2 separate regions of the Homo sapiens genome follow, and region 1 is linked to region 2. The links are chromatin loops, found by intact Hi-C in ENCODE. Cell type or tissue: Calu3. All regions are shown on one strand. Each heading gives the region's core, and the rest is flanking DNA. Links, peaks and the distances in the headings are about the cores only.

Region 1 (5,388 bases), core at 223-5,222, 59 kb before region 2:
ACTGAATTATTGGTGAGTGCATGTGTATTCTCCCTGCTCAGGTGACCCTTGGCAGTCTACACTACCCAGCTAAAGGACACAGAAATTCCACTATGAGAAAGGAAGAAAAAGAACTCTTGAGTTTTGCTGCAAAACTTCCAGCATGCCTTTTGTCCCAGCAGCCAGACCTTCTGGCCTCCTGACCTAGGTCTCATCAGCTGTGAAGAGTTTTCAATGGAAACTTTTGAATCATGACGGCATTTTCCCACTGCCCCCCACCCCATGGCAGCGTACTCTTTGCCTCTCATCTGCCTTCTCCTTACTGCTCACTTCTGAACTCTGCCTCTTGACTTTTATCTCCTTCTGCTTCCCCATGGCCATTGGCTTAGTTCAGTATTCCACATCTTTCAACTAGATTACTGCTATGGCCCTCTGTCTGATCTTTTCCCTTTGTTCTAATTTTTTCTCTACACCATTAAAAATGAACTCCCCAAAGCACAAATCTCACCACCTCCCTGGAGTGCTCCCTGTTGCTTGCAGATTGCAGTCCTAAGCTCTTAGCTGGAAGATTCCATGTCTATCTCTCAAGGCTGGAATAGACTGCCAGGCTCCAGGTTCATGTCTCCAAGTACTGACTGTACCTCTCCAGTGGGAAAATTCCATGATTGCCTCAAACTCAATGTGGCAAAAATCGATAGTTGTCTATTTCCTTCAAAACCTACTCTTCCTCATGCAGCTGTGATTCTGGCAGGGAGTTCTTAGTCAATCAAGCCAGAAACTTGGGAGTCATTCTCAGTATATACCTTGGCATCATCTCCTAGATTAAGTCCTAAAAAGGAAAAACTCTCAAACCCATCAGTCCAGGTTGGGTCTCCCTAGCTCAGCTGGATTACTGAGACAGCCATCATGACCCATCATTTTACCCATCACAGCCATCATGACCTCCCTGGATGACTGTATTAGTTTCCTGGGGCTGCCATAACAAAGTACCACAGACTTGGTGGGTTAAACAACAGAAATGCATTTTCTCACGGTTCTGGAAGCCCAAGATAAAATGTCGACCAGAGTTGTTTTTTTCTGAGGCCCCTCTCCTTAGTTTGTTGATGGCTGTCTTCTCCCTGTATCTCCACGTGGTCATTTCTCTCTGCATGTCTATGTCCTAATCTCTTCTTCTTCTAAGAACACCAGACATATTGTATTTAGGTCCACCGGTATAACTACTTCACCATACTTGCCTCTTTAGTGACCCTATCTTCAAATACACTGACATTCTAAGATAGGTTAAAGGTCAGGACTTCAACATATGAATTCCAGGGAGGCACAGTTCATCCCATAATAATGACAAATCTGAAAACATCACTCTTTTTAGTAGCTCCTCAAAGCTGTGGGATAAAATCAGAATACTGTAGGTGAGTTTGCAAGACCCTTTGTGATGTGATGTTCATGCACCTGTCATGGTGGGACTATTTCCTCTCACCTAATCATTCTGAATTAATAAACCCAGGTTGCTCACTGCAACCTCCACCTCCTGGGTTCACTCCGCCATCGTAATGTGGGGTTTCATAACTCCTTGCCTTGACAAGCAGGTTTCCTCTAACAAAATGTTCATTTGCTCTTTTTTAGACAGCTTATTGAGGTATAATGGACACACAATAAACTACATTGTTTAAAGTACACAATAGAAAAAGTTTTGACGTGCAAATATACTTGTGAAGCCATCACCATAATCCAGGTAATGAACATATGCATCAGTTCAAAAAGTTTCCTCTTGCCCCTTTATAATTCTCCCCACCTTCCCTGTCTCCCATCCCTGAGCAAATTATGGGTTGGCTTTCCATCATTATAGGTTAGTTTGCATTTTGTAGAATTTTATATCAATAGATTCCTAAAACATGTGCTCTCTTCTTTCTGGCTTCTTTCACTTTGCATGATTCTTTTGAGATTCATCCATGTTGTTATGGGTATCAACAGTTCATTCCTTTTATTGCTGTACAGCATTCCATTGGATGGATAATAGATACACAATGTGTTAATCCAGTCACTTGTTAATGGACATTTGGGTTATTTTCAGTCTGAGGTTATTACAAATAAAGCTGCTATAGAAATGCATGTAAAAGTCTTTATATAGATATAGATTTTGTCAACTGAAGAATCATAAGCTTTATTGGAGAGGAGAACTTTATTTCTTTTGTTTGTTTTTTTGATATGGAGTCTTGCTCTGTCACCAGGCCGGAGTGCAGCGGCACGATCTCGGCTCACTGTGAGCTCCACCTCCTGGGTTCAAGCAATTCTCCTGCTTCAGCCTCCCGAGTAGCTGGAACTGCAGGCATGTGCCACCATGCCCAGCTAATTTTTGTATTTTTAGTAGAGATGGGATTTCACCATGTTGGCCAGGATGATCTCGATCTCCTGACCTCGTGGCTATTTCATAGGCTGGGAAATGTAGCCTTGGATAGAAACCAAAAGCAGGCATGTTGAGGAAGGAAAGATGGGACAGGGATTTATGCTGAACAAGTTGGCTAGCCACACATATTCAACAGGTTATAGGAGGAGCTATGAATATTTACAAAGGGTGGGTGCACATGCGTAGTAAGCAAATATGCATGCTACATATGTCCCGTTTTCACACTGGGGTGGAGACTTAACATCTAAATGCATTAAAATTAGGCTTTAAACTTCAAAAGGTAAAACGGAGGACACAGAGTCATCCTATGTGCAGCCTCTGTAAACCAGCCAGAATGAGTCCATGGTCTGTGGTCTCTTATCAGGAAGGAATGCTGGTCGGTTGTTGTGTCAAAACCACAAAAAGTGAGTAGAGTCCAGCAAGTCTTTTAAAAGAGCTGGTGTCTGCTTAGCCCTTAGGAAAGAAAGCCTCATGGTGGTTAGCAAGGGAGAAAGTGTAACAATGCATGTTCAACCTCCTATCCCATCACAACCAGGTACTCAGTTTTTAAGGTTTCTCTGGAGTCCCCTTGGCCAAGATGGGGTCCATTCAGGTGGGTGGGGAGCTTAGAATTTCACTTTTATTCCTCAACCTTTATTTTTCTTAGGTAAATACCTAGGAGTAGAATGGTTGTGTCATATAGTACAGTATTACCTTTGAGTAGATCCTGAATAATCAGACATTGAGTTGTAGAAAAAGGTGATGCATGTGAACCTCTACATATAGTTGTTCGATGTTTACATGTGTTTATCATGAAACGAAAACATTTATTCTCTTTTTCTTCATCCTTCCATCAACTGTCCTCTGTGCCCAACCAGTTTCTGACCTCCTGAATTTCTGCCTTTAGAAACAGAGAAGAATCCAGCTTTTCTTCATGATACAGGATGTTGTATGTATGTGGAACCATCCTCACTCACAGCTGCCCCTTCATGGTTCCAAGGTAACTTTATAAGAGACTGCCTTTGCCTTCAAAGGTAGGGACAGGCTCATTGAATATTTATCCTGCCACGGAAGTCAGAAAGACAAATATGCACTAATATCATAACCGTCAGCCAGGCTCAGTGGCTCACGCCTATAATCCCAGCACTTTGGGTGGCCAAGGTGGGCAGATTACAAGGTCAGGAGTTCGAGACCAGCCTGATCAACACAGTGAAACCCTGTGTCTACTAAAAATACAAAAATTAGCTGGGAGTGGTGGTGCATGCCTGTAGCCCCAGCCACTCGGGAGGCTGAGGCAGGAGAATCGCTTGAACTCAGTAGGTGGAGGTCGCAGTGAGCCAAGATCACGCCACTGCACTCCAGCATGGGCAACAGAGGGAGACTCCATCTCAAAAAATATATATATTGTAAGCATCTCCATATTTCACCACTTTTTCCAAGCAGCTAATATTGATGCTTTGGAGACAGCTCTGGAGTCAGAATGCCTGGATTTGAATCCTGGTTTGTGCCATTCTCTAGATGGAAGACTTTGTGCAAGATACTTAACCCCCTGTGCCTCAGCTTCCTCATCTGTAAAAGGCGGATGGTGAAATCTCTCTGAGGATTCAGGGCAAAAGCACAGTGTCTAGCATACAGTAAATTCTTTGAAAATGGTAGCCTTATTATTATCCAGTTTCCTCTCAAGCCAAGCCCTGTCATCACTATGGTAACCCATGTAAAAAAGAGATCACAGGTAAGCTCTCCTTTGATGCTCCAAAAGTTTAAAGCACCACTGCTATCTTCAGCACTCAGCTTTGAAGACGTCTTGTTAACCTCTATTGTTTTGTATCAGTGGGCTACATGCTCATCTGAAGAATGAATGGAATTAGCACAGTATTTTTAAGCAATTAGTTGGAGTAATAGAAATGCCCAAAGGAATGAAAGTAAAATAAAGGTATGTCAATGCATGCCCATTCTCTGCCATTTTCCTTGAGATAATATCAAATATCTAACAGAATGTTGGTGAGTAGGGAGAAACATTGCAGGAAAAATAAAATTTTTCCCTATATGAATCCTGTTTTACTAATATTGAACCTTGATATGATTAATGTTATACCCAGGTAATCCTGACTTATTAATATTCCTCAGAACCTGGTACCTCTGGGAACCTCACCAAGTTCAATGGCACTAGGAGGCTTTGAAATGGCTAGGGCTGAGTGGGGCTGTCTTTCAGGGATAAGGATCTTTTTGAGCTCTGTCTGCTGTTTTGTTTTCTGACCTCTCCACAGTGGGGCTGTAGGCTGCCCCTTCACCCATCTGTTGCCTTGTGCTTCTCCTCGGTGTCTTCTTTTAGTTGTGCAAACAACACGAGAAAATTTGCCTCCAATACAGACTTCAGAGGCTTGCATTTGCTTTGAGCAATGTGGCAACATTGCTTCTGGAGCTTCTGTTGTATTTTGACATCAAGGTTGCCGTCTCAATCTCCACTTCTCACTGGGGATTCAAAGAGGCAAGGTAGCTGCAAAAGTAACCACTGGTATACCAGCGATACATTGCATATGTATAACAAAGGTCAGGTGCTTCATTTTGTTAACAGAAAAGCCAAACTCTAAAATATTTTAAAGAGGTTTATTTTGAGTCAATATGAGTGACTGTAACCCAGAGAAAACACAAACCTAAGAAGCCTTGAAAAACTGTGCCCAGGATGGTGAGGTTACGGTTTAGTTTTATACATTTTTAAGGAGGCAGGAGTTGCAGGCAAAGACATAAATCAATATAGAGAAAGTATAAGTTGGTTTGGACTGAAAGGCAGGATATCTTGAAGCAGAGGCTTACAGGTTATAGGTGGATTCAGAGATTCTTTAATTTGCAATTGGTTGAAAGAGTTCAGCTTTGTCTAAAGACTGAAAGTCAGTGCAAAGGAATGCTTAAATTAAGATAAGGAGGCCTGCTGTCTATCATGTGATGGTAAAACAGAGTCAGGTTAAAAAGTAAGCCACATTATACTAGATTTAAGAAAAAAACAAAACATTTAACAAGATTTTATG
Region 2 (5,388 bases), core at 132-5,131:
TGTGAGAATCACCTTTTTTTTTTTCCCACAGACTATGTGTCATGCATGGGCAGTCACTTTCTTTTACATAAAAAACAAGAAAAATAGTGTGAGGTACTTTTTTCCTGCTACCTGACATGGCTTTTAGACTGAGCAGTCCTGCTGTCATTTTTTCATATCTCCTTGCACATATTTGGAACATAGAATTATCATTATCTCTTTGCATATTGATCTTCTCTGGAAGACTGTGAGCACCCCAGAGAGAAGGTGAACTTTCCTAAAATCATCTTAGATTCCATGGTACAAGGTATACTTTGGCTACACCTTGGAATTGTATCTGAGTGGCTTGGCTTTAAAATGCATTGTAAAGAACTTTTTTTTCTGTCTCTTCTTGTCTAAGCCTTGAAATGTATTTTGAAACTCTTTCTTTGTTTTCCCACCAGGCACTCTCTTTCACAGTGCTTGCTTATCTAATGATGTGCTTGCTTAGAAATTCCAGGGGCTAATCTTAAACCAGACGGGAAGACCCAGCAGTGGAATTCTCCCCATTTAGAGATTACCTCAAAGTGATTAATCTATTATTACAACCCAAGCATTGTCAAGATGGCACCAGGCCTCACTCCAGGTGGACAATAATGCAAGATGGCCGTCGGAACAAGACACACAAGACTGCACCACACCTGCATGCTTTCCATGTAGATTTTCCCTTCTTAAATCCACTCCCTTGCCTAAAATATTGAGATGTTTTATTTGGGGCTTGAGTCCAACCATCTCCCAAGTGCTAGTGTTTGAATAAAGCTGCTTTCCTTTCACTGCACCTCACTTCTCACATTTTGGCTTTTGAGCAGTGAGCAGCTGGATTCGAACTTGGTTACAGAATCAACTGAGGAGCTTTAAAAAATACTGATGTCTGGCTTTTATCCCCAAATATTATGATTTAGTTGGCCTGGGATGTGGCTAAGAATCAGCAAATTTTAAAAGCTCCCAAATAACTTCAGTTGTTTTCCTCTCCATTTTTTATTGATATATAATAGTTGTATATATTTATGGAGTACTTGTGATATTTTGATACCTGCATGCAATGTGTTATGATCAAAATAGGGTAATTAGGAATTCCATCACTTCAAACATTTATCATTTCTTTCTGCTGGGAACATTCCAAATCTTCTAGCTATTTTGAAATATACAATAAATTATTTACTATAGTCATCCTGCTGTGCTATCAAACATCAGAACTTATGTCTTCTATCTAACTTTATTTTTGTACCCATTAACCAATTTCTCTTCATCCCTCCTGTCTTGTTTACTTCCTAGTCTTTGGTAACCATAATTCTACTCTCTACCTCCATGAGATCAACCTTTTAAGCTCCCATGTATAAGTGAGAACATATGCTATTCGTCTCTCTGGGCCTGGCTTATTTCACTCAACATAATGACCTCTGGTTTCATCCATATTGCTGCAGATGACAGGGTTGCATTCTTTCAATGGCTGAGTCGTATTCCATTCCATACATATGTTATATTTTCTTCATCCATTCATCCATTGATGGACACTTAGGTTGATTCCATACCTTGGTTACTGTGAATAGTGCTGTAATAAACATCAGAGTGTGGATATCACTTTGATATGCTGATTTCCTTCCTTTTGGATATTGACCCAGCAATGGGATTCCTGGATCAAATCATATATCTATTTCTAGTTTTTTGAGGAACCTCCACACTATTTTCCATAGCAGTTGCACTAATTTACATTCCTACCAACAGTGTACTGCGTTCCCCAGGTAACTTTGACATTCACTCAGCCAAGGTTGAGAACCACTGCCCTAGCATCTAGCATCCAGGGTTTGTAGTAGTGGTGACAGCAGCCGCTAACATTTATTGATCTTTTATAATGTGGCTCAGGCACTGAGCTTTGCAATTTGTATGCATTGTTTCATTCAGTTATGCAACCATTTTAAAAGACAGCAACTATTGTTACCCTGATTTTGCACTGTAGGAAAATAAAATCTAAAGAGGTTGAGTAATTTACTCAAAGTTACCTAGCTAGGAAATGACAGAGACTGGCTGTCAGCTTCCTTGAAATCGGGACACTTTTCCCAACACCATTATGCAATGTTGCATTCACCATGCTCTCTGCCTCCCTCTATTGGTGTATAGCAGATGTTCCATAAGCCGTTATTGAATAAATAAATGGAACTGTCAAAATCTATCCTTGACACTTCACGTAGGTCACTCGAGTTCCCTTAGGCGTCTCCTTAGCTACCATAATAAGCTGAACACCACTCCCTCTTGTCCCATCTCACACTTCCTGCCCAGGGCTGTTCAGATATGGCTGGGAATCCTCAGGGCTGATGACCCATGAACAAGTGTACTCCCAGCCAGGGATCCCCACCTGGGTGGTGCTCCCAGAACACCACCACAGTCCTTGCTTGCCCAGTGGTCTGTAGGGAAGTGAGACCCGATCGGGGCACCAGAGGAGAGAATGCCTTGAGCCCATTTATGTGACGTTGTTAATGAAGTACTACCCAAACTTTAATATGAACACAGATTACCTGGGGGTTTTGCTTGATTGGATATTCTGATTCATCAGGCCTGGGGTAGCACCTGAGGTTCTGCACCACTAGCTGAGGCCAATGCTGCTTGCCTGCAGACCCCACTTTTAGAAGCAAGATGTTGGAGGGGTGTCAAGGCAGTAGAGCTTGTCAGCTTATCTGAGCATTTCAATTCTTTCTACTCAGAGACCTCCTTTCTACCTATGATTAAGGCATCTGTGGACCTTGCCGTATCACTCCAGCAGACATGAAGAGGCAGGACTGAATTCCACCTTCATCTCAGCCTTGATTGTTGCTGCACACATATGTAAAACAAAATATAAACTCACCCCCAAATACCACTTATTATTAACCTCTGTCTGCAAGGTCTAGCACTGCAGCTGATACATGATAAGTGTTCAGGAAATATGCAATGAATTCAATTCAATTAAAAATCACCTGTGAGTTTTTACTGCATTTGACATCAGCTCAAGACAAGAATTGCCTTGGGTAACTCTCAAATAAAATAGTATTCCTGAGTTCACTGAAAGGTGGGCAATTCTATGAACTCTGAGAAACTTGTTTGTTCTAATGTCACTGAAATATAGGGATTTTGATGGATTGTTGATTAGGCACAAAAAAATAGCATGAATTATTTTTGGTATTGTTAGTGATTATATGTGCTTCTATGCCATATAAGTTAATTGTATATTCTATGTATTAGTTAAGCACCTAATTAATCTTATAAATATTTATTGAATAATTAACATGCACTGGGTAATACTTCAGTGCTATAGATACAGTGATAACAAGACAGCTAAGTTCTCTGTCTTCATGGAGCTTACATTTTAGTAGAATACAGATAATATGAGGAAAATATATGAATAAAGAAGATGCTTTTAGAAGGCTATAAGGATATGAAGATAATAAAGCAAGGATATTGATGGAAGTTTTCTTTAGTTATCAGAGTAGGTAAAGTTTTACCTGGGGAGGTAAAATTTGAGCCAAGATCAGAATAAAAAGAAGGGACCAGCCATGAGGAATACCCTAAAAAGAAGAAATGATTAATAAAATTAAACGTTAGAAGCCATAAGAAGGGAGTGTGCTCAGTGAGTTATGGAATAGAAAGAAAGCCAGTGTGGTTACAGCGTGGGTAGAGAGGAATGTATGGCTTTGTAGATCATGCTGAGAAATTTGGGCTTATATTGTGTGTAATGCGCACCTGTTAAAAGATGCTAAGCATGGGGTAGCATGATCTGAGTTGTATTTTTAGAAATTATTCTGTGGTCCCAGCTACTCGGGAGGCTGAGGCAGGAGAATGGCATGAACCTGGGAGGCGGAGCTTGAAGTGAGCCGAGATCGTACCACCGCACTCCAGCTGGGAGACAGCGAGACTCTGTCTCAAAAAAGAAAGAAAGAAAGAAAGAAATTATTCTCTCTGCTGTGTCAAGAATGGATTATTGAGCAACAAGAATAGAAGCAAGGAGACCAATTAGGAGGCTCTTAAGGTCATCCAGGCGAGAGATGATGGAAGGTTAGCCTAGGATGACACCAACATTTATGGAGAAAAGTGCACAGATGTAATGGTTTAGGGAAAGGAACCAAGCCCCCTTTAGAAATTGGATGAAGGGCATACAGGTTTGAATGATATAAAGATATTAAGAATGGATTTGGGAGAATTTAATAAAAGCAACTGAGTGGATGGAGGTGCCATTCTGACCTGGAGAGGACAAAACTGAGTTGGGGTTGTTTCGGAGCACGGTAGATTTGAGATGCCTTCTACACACCCTACTGGTGATGTTGATTAGGCAGGCAGAGTTATGATTCTGGCGGTCAGGGGACTGGTGAGTGCAGGGGACATAGATTTGGATGCCTTCAGTGAGTAGATGATATTTGAAACCACACATATAAATAGGACCACCTTGGAACAATGTTCAGAGATAAGAAAGCCCAGGACTGTGCCCTGGGTACATCCACCTCAGAGAGGCCAAGGAGAGAGGGCAGAGGTGGCAAAGAGGAAGCCAGAGAGTTGGAGGAGAACAGTCAAAAAATTCAGCATCTCAGAACCAAGAGAAGTGTGCTGAAAAGCAGGGAGGGATTAATCAGAGATGATACCTCTCTGAAGGTGATTAAAAAAAACATATAAAGTCATCCATTAAATTTGGTGCTGAAATCCTTCTGTATGTCACACATGTATTTTTATATTTTATTTTAATTTAGTTTTTTAGCTGACAAATAATTGTACATATCCAAAGGGTATATGATGTTGTTTTGATACATATAATGTATACTGATCAGATCAAGGTAATTAGCATTTCCATCAACTCCCAACATTTATCATTTCTTTGTGTTGGGAACATTCAATACCCTCCTTTTAGCTATTTGAAACAATATATTATTGTCAACTATAGTTATCCTACAGTGCTACAGAACACTAGAACTTATTCTTCCTATCTAGCTGCAATTTTGTATCCTTTTGCAAATCTCTTCTCACCCTTCCCTCCCTTCCACCCAGCCTTTCCAGCCTCTAGTATCCTCTGTTTCACACACATACTTAGTTAACAATTCTCACAACATTCCTGCAGGTCACATTGTATTATCCTGAATTTACAGATAGGAAATGGGGTTCAGAGAAATAAAGCAACTTGTCCAAGGTCACAGCTCAGAGGTGAAGGTGCGAGGCTTCATCTCAAGTATGGATGGTTTTCCTGCAACAAATCCCACAGAAGGAGCATAAGCCCCTTGAAGACAGAGACCCTCTCTCCCAGTTGACTGTGTATAGAAAGGCCCAATACTGCCACTGTTAGAAGTATGGAGATGAAGGCAGATGGCTGAGTTTGGACTCAATTTTTTTTTTATCCACACAGTGGAAATGAGG

What was found. A loop is a pair of places that touch in the nucleus more often than their neighbours do. Peaks named below come from ENCODE experiments on the same cell type or tissue, not always from the same donor. Only the 100,000 strongest peaks of a DNase experiment are listed, where the experiment ranks them.
Region 1: a loop joins it to region 2, with 5 times the contacts of the local background. A loop is called at or near these places in 2 of 110 quality-filtered maps.

What each region holds. Positions count from the first base shown.
Region 1 is chr16:9,703,787-9,709,174 of GRCh38, reverse strand. No RefSeq gene overlaps it. Among named protein-coding and RNA genes, the nearest start is that of LINC01195, 250 kb to the right of the region's middle. In Calu3, for the core only: no CTCF peak of the experiment used is centred there; a DNase peak (open chromatin) is centred at 2,754.
Region 2 is chr16:9,645,023-9,650,410 of GRCh38, reverse strand. No RefSeq gene overlaps it. Among named protein-coding and RNA genes, the nearest start is that of LINC01195, 190 kb to the right of the region's middle. In Calu3, for the core only: CTCF peaks have their summits at 2,114 (motif pointing left), 3,944 and 4,193; a DNase peak (open chromatin) is centred at 2,120.